Regions from separate parts of the Mus musculus genome. Here region 2 is linked to region 1. A link is a loop called in an ENCODE intact Hi-C map of the cell type or tissue named here. Cell type or tissue: heart. All regions are shown on one strand. Each heading gives the region's core, and the rest is flanking DNA. Links, peaks and the distances in the headings are about the cores only.

Region 1 (8,336 bases), core at 318-8,317:
TTGCCATACCTATTTTTTTTTAATGTCATTTATGTTCCTATTTCCTGAACCGTGTTTTTCATTACCAAAGTGAGTGATTTCTCAGACACAAAATCCCTACGGATACCAACTGAAAGCGGCACTTCTGCCAAACTCCCCAGGTAGAAGACAGCAAGAAGAAGCTGAAGAAGAGCAGTAGGTAATGCTTCCACAGACCTAAAGCCTGGGCAAGGGGGCGTGTGCCCCACACTGGCACTGCAACTTCATAACGGACTGCACAGAACGTGCCGTTTTAGCCTTCTCCTTTGAGGAACACAACACGTGGCATTTTCTCTACTACACAGATATAAAACGTGCTAGCCAGAAGTCCTTATGTCAATAGTTAAAGTAAGTCCGAACCCAGGTCATACTTTGTAAGGCTCACAGCACCTGTATGGTAGGAAGGCCTGGAATACAGACATAACCAGCCACCATGACCCCTACCTAAGCATTTGACAGTCCCGATGGCGTGTGCAGACGCTGCTCTTGGTTTGTTAGTGACCAGGGCAAGCTCTCCAAAGTACTGGCCCCGAAAGCACCGAGCGATTTCCACAGCTCCGTTCTCTTCAACTTCTGATTTACCCTAAGGAGCCAACAAGTCAGTTACATTGAAGTCTGAGATCGTTCTTTTTTTTTTTTTTTCTTTTTTCCATTTTTTATTAGGTATTTAGCTCATTTACATTTCCAATGCTATACCAAAAGTCCCCCATACCCACCCACCCCCACTCCCCTGCCCACCCACTCCCCCTTTTTGGCCCTGGCATTCCCCTGTACTGGGGCATATAAAGTTTGCAAGTCCAATGGGCCTCTCTTTCCAGTGATGGCCGACTAGGCCATCTTTTGATATATATGCAGCTAGAGTCAAGAGCTCTGGGGTACTGGTTAGTTCATAATGTTGTTCCACCTATAGGGTTGCAGATCCCTTTAGCTCCTTGGGTACTTTCTCTAGCTCCTCCATTGGGAGCCCTGTGGTCCATCCATTAGCTGACTGTGAGCATCCACTTCTGTGTTTGCTAGGCCCCGGCATAGTCTCACAAGAGACAGCTACATCTGGGTCCTTTCAATAAAATCTTGCTAGTGTATGCAATGGTGTCAGCGTTTGGATGCTGATTATGGGGTGGATCCCTGGATATGGCAGTCTCTACATGGTCCATCCTTTCATCTCAGCTTCAAACTTTGTCTCTGTAACTCCTTCCATGGGTGTTTTGTTCCCAATTCTAAGGAGGGGCATAGTGTCCCTAAGGAGCCAACAAGTCAGTTACATTGAAGTCTGAGATCGTTCTTTTTTAAAAAAAAAAATCCATATTTTCCTTGTGGATATGAGGAATTTGGGGGCTGTTTACCTTTCTTTTCATAGTAATTTTCACTTCTCCAGATTCTACAATGAAGAAAGAGTCTGCCAAATCTCCCTATTAAAACAAAAATGCAGGGTGAATGTTCAAGTTCCACAGCATCTCTGAAATCATGCCTTTGAAGCCAGCCTACAGGTTCCAGTCCGTAAAGTGAAGTCATAGACCAGACTACATCCTGAGGTTACGATAATTCTACAGTAACTTCTTAGGCATTCGAAATAATACATTCTCTACCAGAAAATATGGCAAGTAACCTCAAAATTTTGTGCTGAGCAGTTTACAAGAAAGGATAGCAGATGCTGTGTGTCCCAGGAGCCCCTCCCACCAGCAGGCTATGTCAGTCATTCTGTGTTCCCTGCTGTGTGTCCCAGCAGCCCCTCCCACCAGCAGGCTACGTCAGTCATTCCGCAATCCTAGGAAAGTAGCACTGTGTCCACCCAAGGCAACTAGCACTAGCACAGAGACTTGCCAGGAGCAAAAGCAACTGGGAGCTTTCGGAAGCAATAGATGAGCTTTTACGGCCTTCAGGCACCAAGCTGACATGTCAGTCTATGACAGTGTACTTCCGGCTCTGAAAAGACTGCTGGGAACGAAAGGCGCCTTCTCTACGTACACCCCCAGTATTCCTGGTTTTTGCATGAACTCTCGTTAGAAACCCACTCATTCATGCGCACCCTTCAACTGTCTATACAGCCTACTTTCTACGAGCTCTCTGGCTAGCAGGTACTGTAATACAACTGGCGCCCACTGGGAGTTCAGAAAAACATGAGGGTTAGAGGGGATTCTTATTAATGCATTCAGTGCTTGCACATGGTACAATGTGAACTCCTTCTGGTGAGTGTTATCTGGAAGCAGATCTCAAGAGCTAATCACGCAAAACTCATCTGCCTGTGGACCTGGGTTCTTGGTAATTTCATGGAATAGCCCCCACTTTTCCCTCTTACACAAGACATCTTACTCCCACTATACATGCGGATTTCATGTTACAAACTGCAAACTACTCAGCTAGGTAATGGTTTAATGCACAGTCATTAGAAATAAATTATATAAACAAAAACATCCAGATTACTTACCAGCTGCAAAAGCATTTTTGATAAGTTGTCTGGTGGAAGAAATATTCATTTAATCTAATACTGCGTACCAATTATGAAAACAAAGTTGAACCTTCTGGAATGTAAGCCTAAAGGAATGGCAGCTCAGTACCGTACCTGAGCAATGATCTGCTCTCCATCATTGTAAACTTTGGTGCCAATCACATCCACCACCTTCAGGCGTTCAGAAACCTACAAAGAAGAGCACCGTGTTAGAGACTGTGGTGTCTATTTCTGGTTATAGCTTAACTACATCTGGAATTAACTAAAACCCAAGAGGCTGGAAACACCTGGGAGGGATTATTTTCCCTTATGTCACTTGAAATGGGAAAACCCGTTTTTAATCCAGATTTTTAAGGTGGAAGGATGCATCTTTAATCCAGTTTTTGAGCTGGGAAGATCCACCTTTCACCCGGGCCACAGCTTCTGCTGCAGCCTAAATAAAGGGCGTGCAAGAAGGAAGCTCTTGCTCCCTCTGCCTGCTTGCCTTCACTCTCTCACACTAGCAAGTCCATTCCCAGCCTGGCATTAGAGCCTACTTCTTCAGGATTCTAGAGTATACTCAAGACCAGCTGAGATACCCATCCTAGTGGACTATTGGATTCTTGCACTTTCCATTAGGAGACAGGCTTTGTTGGACTTGTGGGAGCACAGCCTATAAGCCACTCTAATAAGTGGCAGGCATGCATGTATGTATGATATAAACTCTGTTCCTCTGGGGAAGCCTGATAATACACCGACCAATCACGTAGCCTTACCTGGTTTACATGTTTACAAGGGACGGCCTACATAGTTAAATAAACCCAACTGTTTTCCCTTGTGTAGTTGCTACATTAACTGCTAGAATCCTGAAGTAGACAAAATCGTATTTCTAGTTTCCTGTAAAATACCAGAAGACTCAGCCAACCCCCAGCCCAAATTTCCATATGGCAGCAGTAAAGCTATGGTGGAATGGCAGCTGTTCCCTTAGAGGGAGCACATGTTCTCCGATTTGCCAAAGTCCCTTCCTGGGTTGCTTTCTGTCACGTCACATGGCTCTATCTGACTGGATTACCTCCCTGATACATTCTATTTGAGGACAGGAGTTTCTAAAGAAGATCAGCTGTCTGCGCATTCCACAACATGGCCAAGTTTCTCCCAGGCATAAACCGGCGACTCACAGAGACACGACCACGCCAACATTTGCTATTTTACGACACCATGGGAACATGTACCTAGTTCTCTATAATCGCTTTCAAGAGAGTTCAAATATGAGGCTTTATCTATTATAAAATGTCTAGAAAAGCACTTTCACAATGAATTTTGGCAGAGCCGAATTTGTAAGGTAACGGTTCTTTCATGAACCTTCAAAGATAAGAAACAGGTGGTCTCACTGAGGAGGCATTTGAGCTAAGAAATGAAGGAGATTCATGGAGAAGCCATGGAGTTGTGGGGGAGGCTGTCCTAGGCAGACAGCACATGCATAGATCTGAAGGGAGGGCTGGCATGCGTATGCAACAGCAGGAAGCTAATGTCTATGGCAGGGTGGAAGTGCAGCAGTTAGCAAAGTTGTCTGAGAGGTACAGACAAGGGACCTCGGTGGCCTTCTTCAAAGTTATCCTGTCCTGGGAAGGTTGTTAGCAAGACTGCCCTGATCTGGAACTTAAAAGGATTCTTCTGTAGGTGGCTGATAAAAGTCATACAGGAGGCAATGAAGATACGGACAGAAGGTGGGGCTGGTGAAGTTAACAAAATGATTGGATGCTGAAGATATTCTGAAGACAGGGTAGAGATGATTTTCGACACATGAGTGCTAGTGGGGAGAAAACCGAGTGGATGCTGACCTGCTTACACTTGTTATCTGATAAACAGCTCCTGTAGACTTGCTATAAAGTCCAAAAAAGAGCCTTATTTCCAAAAAGCAGGATAAAATGTTGTTACATGTAGTAAAAGAAATAGCAGTAAAAATCTTATATCGCCATCTGTTCTTTTCATAGTAAAATATAATATACTTTAAAACTCTTGTTATCGTTATTACCACCTTCATTATCGTTATTTCTTAGGGTACTATAACACACACTCTGTGTGGAGATCAGGAGACATTTCCCACCTTCATATGGGGATTAAACTCAGGTTCCCAGCATGGCTAGCCTCACAAGACGGTCACAAGAACTTTTCAGGACACGAGTGCTTCCTAGCAAAGCAGCCAGCACAGCAGAGTGACAGCTCAGCTCACCTCTAGAGACTTGAGGAACGGCAGGGACTCGATAAAGCTCTCGTACATCTTCCTCTTTTTGGCATTGTTTTTTACAATTATTCTCCTGAAGGTCACCCTGTCCTAAAGAGAGCACAGCAAATACAAACGGAGTTACCGTTGGAACAAGGAATCCCTACAAGGCATACACAGTAACTAAAGACTTCAGAAGTAAAAGATTATAGCATAATTATAATCAACTAATAAAAAATTACATATTTTTATTTCTTTAGACACAAAATTTGCTATAAAACCATATAAAATTTTCTTTCTTTTTTCTTAGAAAAAGTAGCATTTAGACCAGTGATTCTCAACCTGTGGGCCACAACCCCTTTGGGGGTTTGAACAACCCTTTCACAGGGGATGCATATGAGATATTTACATTATGATTCATAACAGTAGCAAATTATAGTTATGAAGTACCAACAAAATCATGTTAGGATTAGGGATCACTACAACCTAAAGCATGATATTAAAGGGTGAAACCACTGATTCAGACAGAGTCCACAAGGAGGCACTGTCACCCTATAAAAAAAAAAAAATCCCAGTACCGTTGCCTCCCTGTAGATGGCAGGGTAACAAATTCAATTAAGTAGACAGGACAAGATCTGAATTTTTATATAAAAAACGAAATAGGACAGACTCAGTCTGGGAGTGTATTCTTTGTAGTATTATTTTCTTAAATATCTACTTCAGTAAGACATAAAGACACAGAAATAAAGGTACTGGCTCCCATGTTCTTGAAGTATACATGCATGGAAACGAAATCTACAAGAAACACTACTGTGAAAAGAATTAATCCAGAAAGAATTCATTCTTTATTAGGCTCTTTTTTATACCCATATAATATCATAATTTTCCTTTTGAAAATGTGAAAGTACAAGCAAACAGTATTCTTGGCTGAGGTCTTTTCCCAGAATTTACCACGTTTACAGTCTAATTGTTTCATATTTTTATGATCTCAGAAAATGCAGAACTTAATTTAGGAATGACAAAAATGTTTACACAAAGCATCTCATAAAGCTATGTTCCAGAAATTCTCATAAGATGTTTTCATTCTTATGTAAATATCCCATAATCACATAGTTTGGCATACACCAGTGAATAATGATACCATTTTAGTAAAATTAAAACTGGATATTACTTAATCAATACTTTGTTATGCCAATATACGACAGATATAACTCTAGCCATGGTGAACTGAATGTGTCCATCCTCAAGTCCGTGTGTTGCAATCCTAACCCTCAGCATGGTCCTTGGAGTAGGCCTTAATAGGTGATTAGGCCACGAGTGTGGAGTTGTCATAGAATTAGATAATTCTCATAAAAGACCCTTGAGAACTGCCTTGCCCCTCCCACTAATGAGGACATCTAAGAGCTGGCCCTCTTCCAGGCACCAAAGTTCTTGTGCCTGAATCTTAAGAGTTCTCAACCCCCAGATCAGTGAGATGTCGATGCCTGCGCCATCTTTGGTGGCTTGTGCTAACAGCCAGGCAGAATGAGACACTAGGAAGTTAAACATCTTGTTTCCAGAGTTGGTTTAGATGCCAGCTGTGCTTTGGCGCCAGCTGTCAAGCCTAATGGCCTGCCTTCAGTCAGCAGGGCACAAGTGACCTCTACATCTGGGTCCCCCAGTACACAAAATAAAAAGTAAATATAATAAAGCATATTTCTAAATTTTATGAGTTAATTCACAAAAATACTGAGTTCTTTTGAAGCCTGTCTCAGAACTTGCTGAGATAATTTTTAAAACTAAAGACGTTGGTTAATCAAAATCGCTACATGTCTGATGAAATAATTTATATCTATAAAAGTGTCCCATGTGATTGTCATATACAGTCAGATTTGGGAAGCAGGTACATTTTAAAGACAGACCTTTGTTGTTGTTAAAACAGAGAAGGCCTGAAATAGTTTAGCCATTTAGAAATAAATCATGAATTGTGTATCTCAGGAAGAATTGTCTATTAACTGCCTGCCATTTCACAAACCACTGTGACTGAACAAATCCAGGAAGCCCAATTTCAAAAGCTTTATTCCCAGTCACCTCCACAATGGCCTTTCTGAGTCACTGGTGTGGCCACGACTTCAGCTAATCTCTCAGGGCTAAGAGCTGCAGGGTGCTATTTCCAGAGTGAGGCTCTAAGATGAAGATTCCTCTCTGCCAACTGCTTCTCTTTACACCAGCACTTACAACCACTGGGCAGGCTGCAGGCTGTGGGATTCTAACATTTCCACTCTGCCTCAACTTCCCCTAGAAGTGACTGGGTATACAAATTATTCTTAAAAAGCAAGTTTCAAATATGATGAAAGTATGCTCATTATAATTTTCAAGATATTGCACTTATGCATGCCTCAAAAACTATCACTGTTTATAAATGTCAATAACATGGATAAAGCACCAAAAGAAATCTCTGAAATTTTTCTTAGAAGTTTAAGAACTGTGCACACAAAAACTCCGAGCCCTTGTACCTTGGTTACCATTAGCATCAGGGCTGAAACCATCCAGGCTTGGGGGGCAATCTGAAAATATGTGATCTTGAACTAAGGATGTGTGAAGACACCTAATTATTCTTTGACACCCTGACTGGCAACTCCAGTGGGACTTTTAGGGTACCCCTTCTGTATCAAGCAAGTCATGATGGAAACAAGATTGGCCCCACACCCCTCCCACCCCACACTCTGAGTCCTTCCTGCACAGAGATGTCTGCTCCGATGCGGCTCCTCTGTCAGTTTTAAGGCATCCTTAACATACTCGGGGGTGTGGTTCTTTCTACGTGAAAGAATCTCCATTTTTTTCAATCCCATAACTTATAAAAATGACTCATTTAATAGGCATACAATGACTACTTGGCTCCAATAAAAAAGAAGCTTGAAGTATCTTGTTTTTTTCTTTCGAGGGAGATGTTTTATGAGTCAAAGGCTGAGATGAATGGTACACTCTGTAACTCAGCAACCCTCTGGAACCGGACAGTTACAACCTCTTCTACAAAGAGCTGAGGGGGAAACCTAACACCTGCGTTTCATGAACACGGGATGTACTGTTTGGTGTCCCAAACAATCGTCCGGGTGGCCTGAGGTGACGTGTGACGCCAGGCAGTGTGGACACCTCCTGGGAGCTGACTCCAAACAAGTCCAGGCTCACCTGAGATCCCACATGTGCAATCTGCAGGGTTTAGGTAAGTGGGTTCCCAGGGGGGTCTGCAAGCTTACCAAACAAAGACTGAGAACCCCACCTTAAAGCCAGAGTGAGCTGTTAGCCCTTCAGCTCTGCGTTCTGCTACCTGGTGAAAGAACCCACACAGCTCCTCTAGCGCCTCAGCCAAAAATGTCTGTGAACCAACACTTAACAGAATTTCTACCATTCAGACTTTATTTAAAGATACAGCCTGAGAATCTCCTGTCTGAAATACCTGAGACCACCCCCCACCTACCCACCGCCCACTCTCCCCCCTCCTCCCCACTCCCAACTGCCCAGATCCTGAGAAATCCTAACGAAGAAGCTTGGGAGCATGTTTCAGGTCTAAACATGAACTTCATAGTTCATATATATCTCATATACATGGTCTAAAGGTAAAGTATAAGAAGTGTAATACGCCTTGCATTTTGACTGACCTGTAATAGTAGGGGAGGTATAGAATTTTAT
Region 2 (8,336 bases), core at 223-8,222, 280 kb after region 1:
ATGCCCACGCTCTAATATTTGTGACACAACGAATAGACATGGCCCCACCCTTACATATGTGTCACACTGAACAGACATGTCCCACACCCTGCATATGTGACATACTGAAAAGACATGGCCCCACCCTTACATATGTGATACACTGAACAGACATGCCCTCCACCCTTGCATATGTCACACACAGAGCAGACATGGCCCCACCCTGCATATGTGATACATTGAACAGACATGCTCACACCTTTACATAGGTCACACAATGAACAGACATGGCCCCACCCTTATATTTGTGACACACTGAAAAGACATGCCCACACCCTGCATATGTCATACTCTGAACATGCATGACCCCACCCTTGCATATGCCACACACTGAACAGACATGGCCCCACTTTTACATATGTGACACACTGAACAGGCCTTTCCACACCCTAACTTTTGTGACACACTGAATAGACATGGCTCCACCCTTACATATGTCACACACTGAATAGATATGTCCCCACCATGCATATGTGATACACTGAGCAGACATGGCCACACCCTTACATATGTCTCACACTGATCTACATGGTCCCACCCTTACATTTGTGACACACTGAATAGACATGCCCATACCCTGCATATGTGACACACTGAGTAGACATGACCCCACCCTTGCATATGTCACACACTGAACAGACATGCCCACACCCTAACATTTGTGACACACTGAATAGATATGCCCACACTTCACCATTTGTGACACACTGAACAGACATGCCCCTACCCTTACATATGTGACACAATGAACAGACATGGCCCCAACCTTACATTTGTGACACACTGAAAAGACATGCTCACACCCTGCATATGTCATACTCTGAACATGGATGACCTCACCCTTGCATATGTCACACACTGAACAGACACGCCCACACCCTTACATTTGTCACACATTGAACAGACATGGGCCCACCCTTACATATGTCACACACTGAACAGACATGCCTACACACTTACATATGTGACAGATTGAATAGACATGGCCCCACTCTTACATATGTGACACACTGAACAGGCCTTCCCACCTCCTAACATTTGTGACACACTGAATAGACATGGCTCCACCCTAACATATGTGATACACTGAACATACCTGGCCCCACCCTTACATATGTCACCCACTGAATAGGCATGTCCCCAACCTGCATATGTGATACACTGAACAGGCATGGCCACACCCTTGCATATGTCACACACTGAACAGACATGGCCACACCCTTATATTTGTGACACACTGAACAGACATGTCCACACCTTTACAATGGTCACACACTGAACAGATATGCCCACATCCTTGCATATGTCACACACTGAACAGACACGCCCCCACCCTTACATATGTGACACCCTGAAAAGACATGCCCACACCATTGCAAATGTGACACACTGAACAGACATGGCCCCACCCTTACATTTGTGACACTCTGAAAAGACTTGGCCCCACCCTTACATATGTCACACACTGAATAGACATGTCCCCACCCTGTATATGTGACACACTGAACAGACATGGCCCCACCCTTATATATATCACACTCTGCCCCTTTTACACATGGGACATACTGAACACCCCTGCCCAAGCCAACACCAGCAATAGCACTGAAGAGTGGATTTTTGAAAAATTTTCATTTCTTTCTCTTTATCGCTCACTTCTCATTGAGATACCAGCACTAATGTTTGAAGGAGGAATTCTGGGTACAGAGAAGAAAGATGAGGCAGAACAGAGCCCAGCTTTGTGCCTTGGTTCACTTTCTTCATCAACTCTGTGTCCAATCCCTCCAGGAAGTTCTCCCAAGCTGTCTCACTTTCCTCCTCCAACTGCTCCCAAAACCATTGATTGCCTTCTCATTTTCCTTAATTTGCTTTTGTAATCCCTAGGGTGGTATACTGACTGTGTCAGAGGTCTCTGTTTTCATACTGCAAACTCCCGAGAAGCAGAGACACGATCTTTTCTTCTTAAAAAGTTGTGCAACAACATGTGTTGCTGAAATTCCTTCCCAGGAGGAAACAGAAGCATCTACCCGTCTTCCTAGGGTTCCACTGACAAACGGAGACACCATCACCGTGATTCTCTGGGGTCCTAAGAATTTTATTGAGTTTCCTTACAGGGGTTATGTAGAAGGGTGTGAGTGTACCTCCCTTCCACAGGGCACACCTGGAAAGCCTTTACCCAGCAGGAATAAGGGCTTCCCGGGAGCATAGACAGAGTCGCTCTCTCCCTTAGACTATCCCAGTCCGTATATCCTATAGTCCCTTTCAAGGTCACGTGCAGTTAAAGCAGAATAGCAAGGAAAAGGTGGTAGAGAGATGGATACTGGATACTGGATACTCGCTGGATACTGGGCGAGGATTCTGTGACACGCCCCACCCCCAAGCTAGAACAATTCATTTGCAAGAGTGCCTAGCCCATCTCTCTAAGATGGTGGTTGCTTGTCGCAGAGAAGGCAGATACAACACTTGCTATACTCACTCCCCGGGGATGGTCACTGGATGCTGCCCAACCATCTGTAATGGGGTCTGATGCCCCTTTCTGGTATGTCTGAAGACAGCTACAGTGTACTCACATACATTAAATAAATAAATAAATAAATAAATATTAAAACAAAACAAAATCTCTGGCTTATTTACAACACCTCATACCAGGGAATGCTATGTAAATAACTCTATACTTTTGTCATCTGTGCAACCATCCTGGCAGGAAAGAAGATATTATAAAGCAATACCCATGTCTCTCCTGTCAGCTACCAGATAATGGATCTCAAGAAATTGCAGTTTCCCCAGAAATCGTATGCTGGAGGAAGGGAAAGACTGAAGCCTGAAGCTACCGGAGGAAGAGATTTCCCATGGTTCTGACAACTTGTCAGACCATCTTGCAGGGCAGATAGAGCCTAGACACTAACGGGCCAATGAAGTCAACCTTGAACAGAACTGCTTAGTTAGGCATGCCTTCGCCCTCTAAGCCCAAACCTGATGTCAAGACCCTGCAGATGGATCTGGGAGCCACTGGACTTCCTTATTTGTTCTTCCCTTTTCTGTTTTCCAGTCCTACTTGTTAGTGTAATTGACCTAGTGAAGACAGGTGACTGAAACCAAGGTTTTTGGGGCCGCCAGAATCCCAGGCTTTGACGCTAACATCTCCAGAAATGTTTAGAGAACGAAGTGTGTGTGTGTGTGTGTGTGTGTGTGTGTGTGTGTGTGTGTGTTTAGTGCAGTTATAACTTTCTCCCAACACCTTTAACCCATGTCCCTGGAGTCTGAGGGAACAGTGCCCAGTGTGTTTGCTGACACAACTGATTGTAGCTTTGCTGAGTCCTGCTGGGTCACTGACAAGCTCCGGGAACTCCTGGAAAGACAAAAGCCAGATTTTTGTTTCCAGTCACCTCATTTTATCTCTTATAATCTTACTTGGAATTGAACATAGATCCCTTTAAAAGTTACACCTTTAAAGGCTCATGTGTAAATTTTGCCACCCTGCCTTCAATACTCATCTTAAAACTGGAGACTTTCTAATGTGATTAGTAAATTAGTCTGTCAGAGTCCTAGGAACATTGTCTTATGCTGACACCTGCTGGGCAGGTGGAGAATAACAGATACCTGTAACTTTCTAGAAGCAGGAAATTTCTCTCTCCCATTACCTTCATCATAGCTTTAGGCTTGCCTAAAGCTTTTACTCTTTCTCCTCTTAAACCTGGGGTATACATTGGAGTTTGGAGTTTGGGTTTCTGGAGTGTAGCAATTCTATTGACACGATTATTGTATTGTTGCATGCCTGCCTTTCAGAACCATTGCCCCAGTGACGTGGGCCCAGAGAAAGTTCTGGAACCACTCTTCATATTAGATTCACCTGGCTGGTTGGCACTGTGAAGAGTTACTAGATCTGGGCGAAGCCTCCTAAGGGCAGAAGAAGCAGCCAGGGTTAGAAGCTATTTTCTTCAGGTTCTTCCAGGGAGCCACTGACCCACAGATGGCTTCGAGTGTTTTACCGCCCAAATAAGACCTTTGTTACAAACCATCTGACTGCTTCTATTTAAACATGTCATCTTTCATTTTCTCCTTAATGTCAATATCCTATTAATTCAATTCACAAAAAGTGGGATTCTGTGTGCCAGTTGGCTATATTTTGATGAACTCTCTTGTATGGCACTTTTTGCTTATTTAGTAAATTTAATAATGAAGTGTAGTTTCTAGAAGTTTCTGGAGAAAAGGAAGATCGATTTGGAGAAGAAGACAGTAGCCATCCTGTGAGCCAGTGGTGTGAAATTGTGAAATTGTTTAATGTGTAACTGGGCATGAATTGACCCTGCTGTTATCTGGGGCTTGGAGAAATGGGCTTTAGCTGAAAACCAAATGTACAGTCTGAGTGTGTCAAGTTTGGGCAGGCCATCTCAGGGGAGGAAAGGACATGGGGTTTGCATCCAATCAGATCCAGGTGTGAAAGCTGCCTGCTTACTAATTAGGGGACCCTGCAGCTACCTAAGTCTGTCGCTTCTGTTTCTTCACCCGAGTGTGGGTGAACAGCAGCACCCTGTTGTATAGTATTCTTGGTAATTCAGTGGTATCCTGCCTGGTGCATCAATAATATAAAGTTGTTTCCGTTCCTGTTTCAAAATACAACGTTTGTTTTTTGTTTTTTTTTTTTTTCTTCTTTTGTCTGTGCCTGGGCATTTTGTCCCCTACTTAAAATGCTAGATGCCATTTTTGAAAGGTCTGAACTCCCTACTCTTCTAGGTTTCTGCTCGCTACATTTTTTGCTGCAAATATTTCCTTGCTCTTGTCTTCTCAGACTTGAATTGAACTTAATAATGTCTGTTTATAGACTTTAAAAACTCGTCCTGGGGATTTGTTGATTAAGCAAATATTCATTAAAAGTAATCCTACACAGCACTAGCACCACAACTAGAGCAGTGAGCACAACAGAGCTCAATTCCTACTTTTATAGACTCGGGGTACAGAAATACAGGAAAATAAAACATATGGTTTGTCAAATGCTCATTAGGTGTTATGTGAAAAATAAGGTGGAAAGGGGGATGGGGAGGGAAAGAGGGAGGGAGGGAGACAGAGAAGAGAGAGAAGAAAAAGGAGAGAGAGAGAGAAGAAAGAGAGGAGAGAGAAGAAAGGGAAGAGTGAGAGAGAAGAGGAGAGAAGAGAGAGAGTGTGTGTGTGAATGTGTCTTTTGGAAGGTGGCTCACAGAGAGCTGTAGGCTCACCTGTGAGTCCCACATTTGCTGTGGTGACGTACACAGGCTAAGAAGTCCACTGAGTTCGACCCTGTTGGCATCAAGTGCTATTGGAGTGTGAGGCTGAGGAACTTCTACATTGTGTCCTGGCCAGGAGCGCACGCACTCCAGTCTTCATTCCTGGCAAAGGTGACTTGGGAGAGCATGTGGGAAAGGAGTTACTGATATGGCAGGGTCCTAAAGAACCCGTGGGCTTTCCTCCTCATTCCCCTCTTTATTTCTTATGATAGAACAGTGCATGAAGACTGTCAGGAAGATACATGCTTGACTAACAGGAAAAGGGCAGAGAGGCTCTCGGGCCCTTTGAGACTGCTTTTTGTGAGACAGGGCCATGCTGTTTTGTAAACTCCTCCATTTTGGTTGAACTGCGACAACTCCAGTAACTACAGTCATTTGATTCCTAGAAGAAAAATAACCTGTTTTTCTAGACCAGTGTCTCTCAACCTGTGGGTCACGACCTCCTTTTAAAGGGTCACATGACCCTTTCACAGGCATTGCATATCAGATATCTTTCTTATTAGGCACGTGCGTTATGATTCATAACAGCAAAATTACAGTTATGAAAGAGCAACAAAAATAATTTTATGGGTGGGGGGAGTCACCTCAACATGAGGAACTGTATTAAAGGGCTGCAGCATTAGGAAGATCGAGAACCTCTGCTGTACACTCTGGACTGCCCTGCCTCATGGATCTTAGTGATGGTTACCAGGAAGGATGCTGTTCAGTCACTTAACACTCTTTAACTGATGTCTCACCATTACTCTTAGGAATGGACAACAGCCAGCTAGAAAAGGAAACTTCTGACCTCCTTGCCCAGCTCCTCCTTCTGCCCTATGGCTACCCCACTGTGTTAGGCATCGATACCCAACCAACTGTGGATCCCCCTCCCCACAATAAAAGCCTGCACTGTCTTAAGCGTCTGGTTCCCATGTCTTTTTTTTTTTTTTTTTTTTTTTTTGGTTGTTTTTTTTTCTGCTGACCTTTCAGTTTTGGACAGAGCCCAGGGTTTAGGAAAGAAAGAAAACACAGCCTAAAGAAGGCAGAGGTCATGTAGGGACTTTTGGCCCTGGGGGAGTTGGCTTCCAAAGATTTTTTGGAAAGCTTGAAACAGCTTTAATGTTTTGCTTTTTTGAATTTGGGGCATTAGAATAGCTTTTGAGGGAGATGAAATCACGGGACGTGAGGCCATGACCACCATGCCTCCTCTGTCTCTTGTTTTTCTGTGTACTCTTCCAGGCCTCTCCTGGGGACCACTCTGCTACGTATAACCCTCCTGGCAAGCTCCTATGTCCTAAAATAAAGGAAAAAGAAAAACACAAAGAAAAAGAAGGCAAACTAATACAAAACCCCAAGGCTGGAGGTAGCCTGCATCCTGGCGAGGGCTGGAGTTCATTGCCTCTCCCATGCAAACAGACCCTGCTCTCAAAACGGGTTAGGGATGCTGTTATTTTGATCCTTTTGTTCTCAGTGTAAAAGGTACAGCCCTGACATCCTTATGACAGCCTTATGACCCATTTAATCCATATAAACCACAGGCCCTATTCCCAAATATAGCAGCACTGAGGATTAGGGCTGCAGCATGAGTTGGGGGACACACAGTCCAGTATACAGCACTAGGTTTCAGTAACGTAACAGGTATGTTACAGGCTATTTTCCAAATGACCCATTTGACAGACCTGGATGGTTCTTTTCTTTTTTATTAGCATACACACACACACACACACACACACACACACACACACACACACACACACACATTTACAAAATAATGGGTGCCATTGTAATACTCTCCTAAATGCATATTATGTATTTTGATTTTATTCATCCCTCCTCATTACCCTCTCCTGTCCAAACTCCTTTTCCAATGGCCTCCTTACTCTTCCCCAAAACTCTCTACTTTCCTGTCTTACGATTTTAAAGTCTAGATTCTGCATATGATAAAAAAAAGTACATGTCTTTCTGAGTTTGGCTTATTTTGCTTAACATGGTAGCCTTCCGATCCATTCATTTCCCTGAATATGACATGTTTATTTCTTATTTATGCCTGAGTAATATCCATTCATCTCTGGATACACACCTAAGCTGATTCTATAACTTAACTAAATGATGACACAATAAACATGGCACGCGACTACCTGTATGGTGTGCTGGCGTGGATTCTCATGGGCACATACTGAAGAGTGGTATGGTTGTCTCCTGGGCTATTTCTAGATGTAGTGTTTTGAGGAACCTCTGCACTGATTTGCAAAGTTATTTTTCTCATTTACATCCCCACCAGCACTAGAAGGGCTCTTTTTCCTCCTGCATCCTCACCAGCATCTACTATTGTTTGATTTTTCTCGTGATAGCCATTCTGACTAGGGTGAGATGAAATTCCAATTTAGCTTCAATTTGCATTACCCAGATGGCTAAGGATGTTGAACACATTTTCAAATACTTACTGACTGTTTTTTTTAAAAATTAGGACCTTTGATTGATTACTTTGTTTATTTATTAATTAGATTTTGTCTGTTATAAATTCTGGGTATTAATCCCCTGTCAGATGAAGACAGGGTTTCTTTTCATCTTTTCACTCCATTGTTTGCTTTGCTGTGTAGAGTTATTCAATTCCATACAATCACATTTGTCATTTCTTGTTCTTTCTTTCTAGACCACTGGGGTCCTCGCCTAAGCTAATGAGCTTGCATCTTGAAGTGTTTCCTGCAGCTTTGAAGTTTCATGACTTCCATCATCTTTGGTCTACTGTAAATTGACTTCTGTGAGGAGCAAGAGGCATTTTTCCAGATAGATATTCCATTTTCCCAGCATCATTTGCTGAAGACATTTTCTTTCCCGCCTTTATTAGAAAGCTAGATAGCCTCAGTTCATGTGCCTATCTCTGAGTCCTCTATTCTATATTGGTCCTTGCTTCTGTTTCCATGCTGGTCCAAGCTGATTTTGTGTCTGTGGCTCTGTAGAGTAATTTTATATCAAGTACTGTTATACATTTCTTTAGATAATCAAGATGTTTGTGGTTCCTCATGAGTTATATACATATTTTTTTTCAATTTCTATGAA

What was found. Hi-C counts contacts between places; a loop is a spot of excess contacts. Peaks named below come from ENCODE experiments on the same cell type or tissue, not always from the same donor. Only the 100,000 strongest peaks of a DNase experiment are listed, where the experiment ranks them.
Region 2: it touches region 1 in a loop (6-fold over the local background); 41 of 42 quality-filtered maps call a loop at or near these places.

What each region holds. Positions count from the first base shown.
Region 1 is chr12:31,962,537-31,970,872 of GRCm38, forward strand. It overlaps Prkar2b (protein kinase, cAMP dependent regulatory, type II beta), which reads right to left. Exons shown (of 11, transcript NM_011158.4): 7 at 4,677-4,778; 8 at 2,579-2,653; 9 at 1,362-1,427; 10 at 463-601. Among named protein-coding and RNA genes, the nearest start is that of Hbp1, 16 kb to the left of the region's middle. In heart, for the core only: a CTCF peak has its summit at 5,226 (motif pointing right); no DNase peak of the experiment used is centred there; H3K27ac peaks cover 785 bases; H3K27me3 peaks cover 321 bases.
Region 2 is chr12:32,242,434-32,250,769 of GRCm38, forward strand. Gm33308 (a long non-coding RNA gene) reads left to right here and starts at 3,832. Exons shown (of 3, transcript XR_381433.1): 1 at 3,832-3,957; 2 at 5,286-5,408; 3 at 6,047-6,184. In heart, for the core only: a CTCF peak has its summit at 3,611 (motif pointing left); no DNase peak of the experiment used is centred there.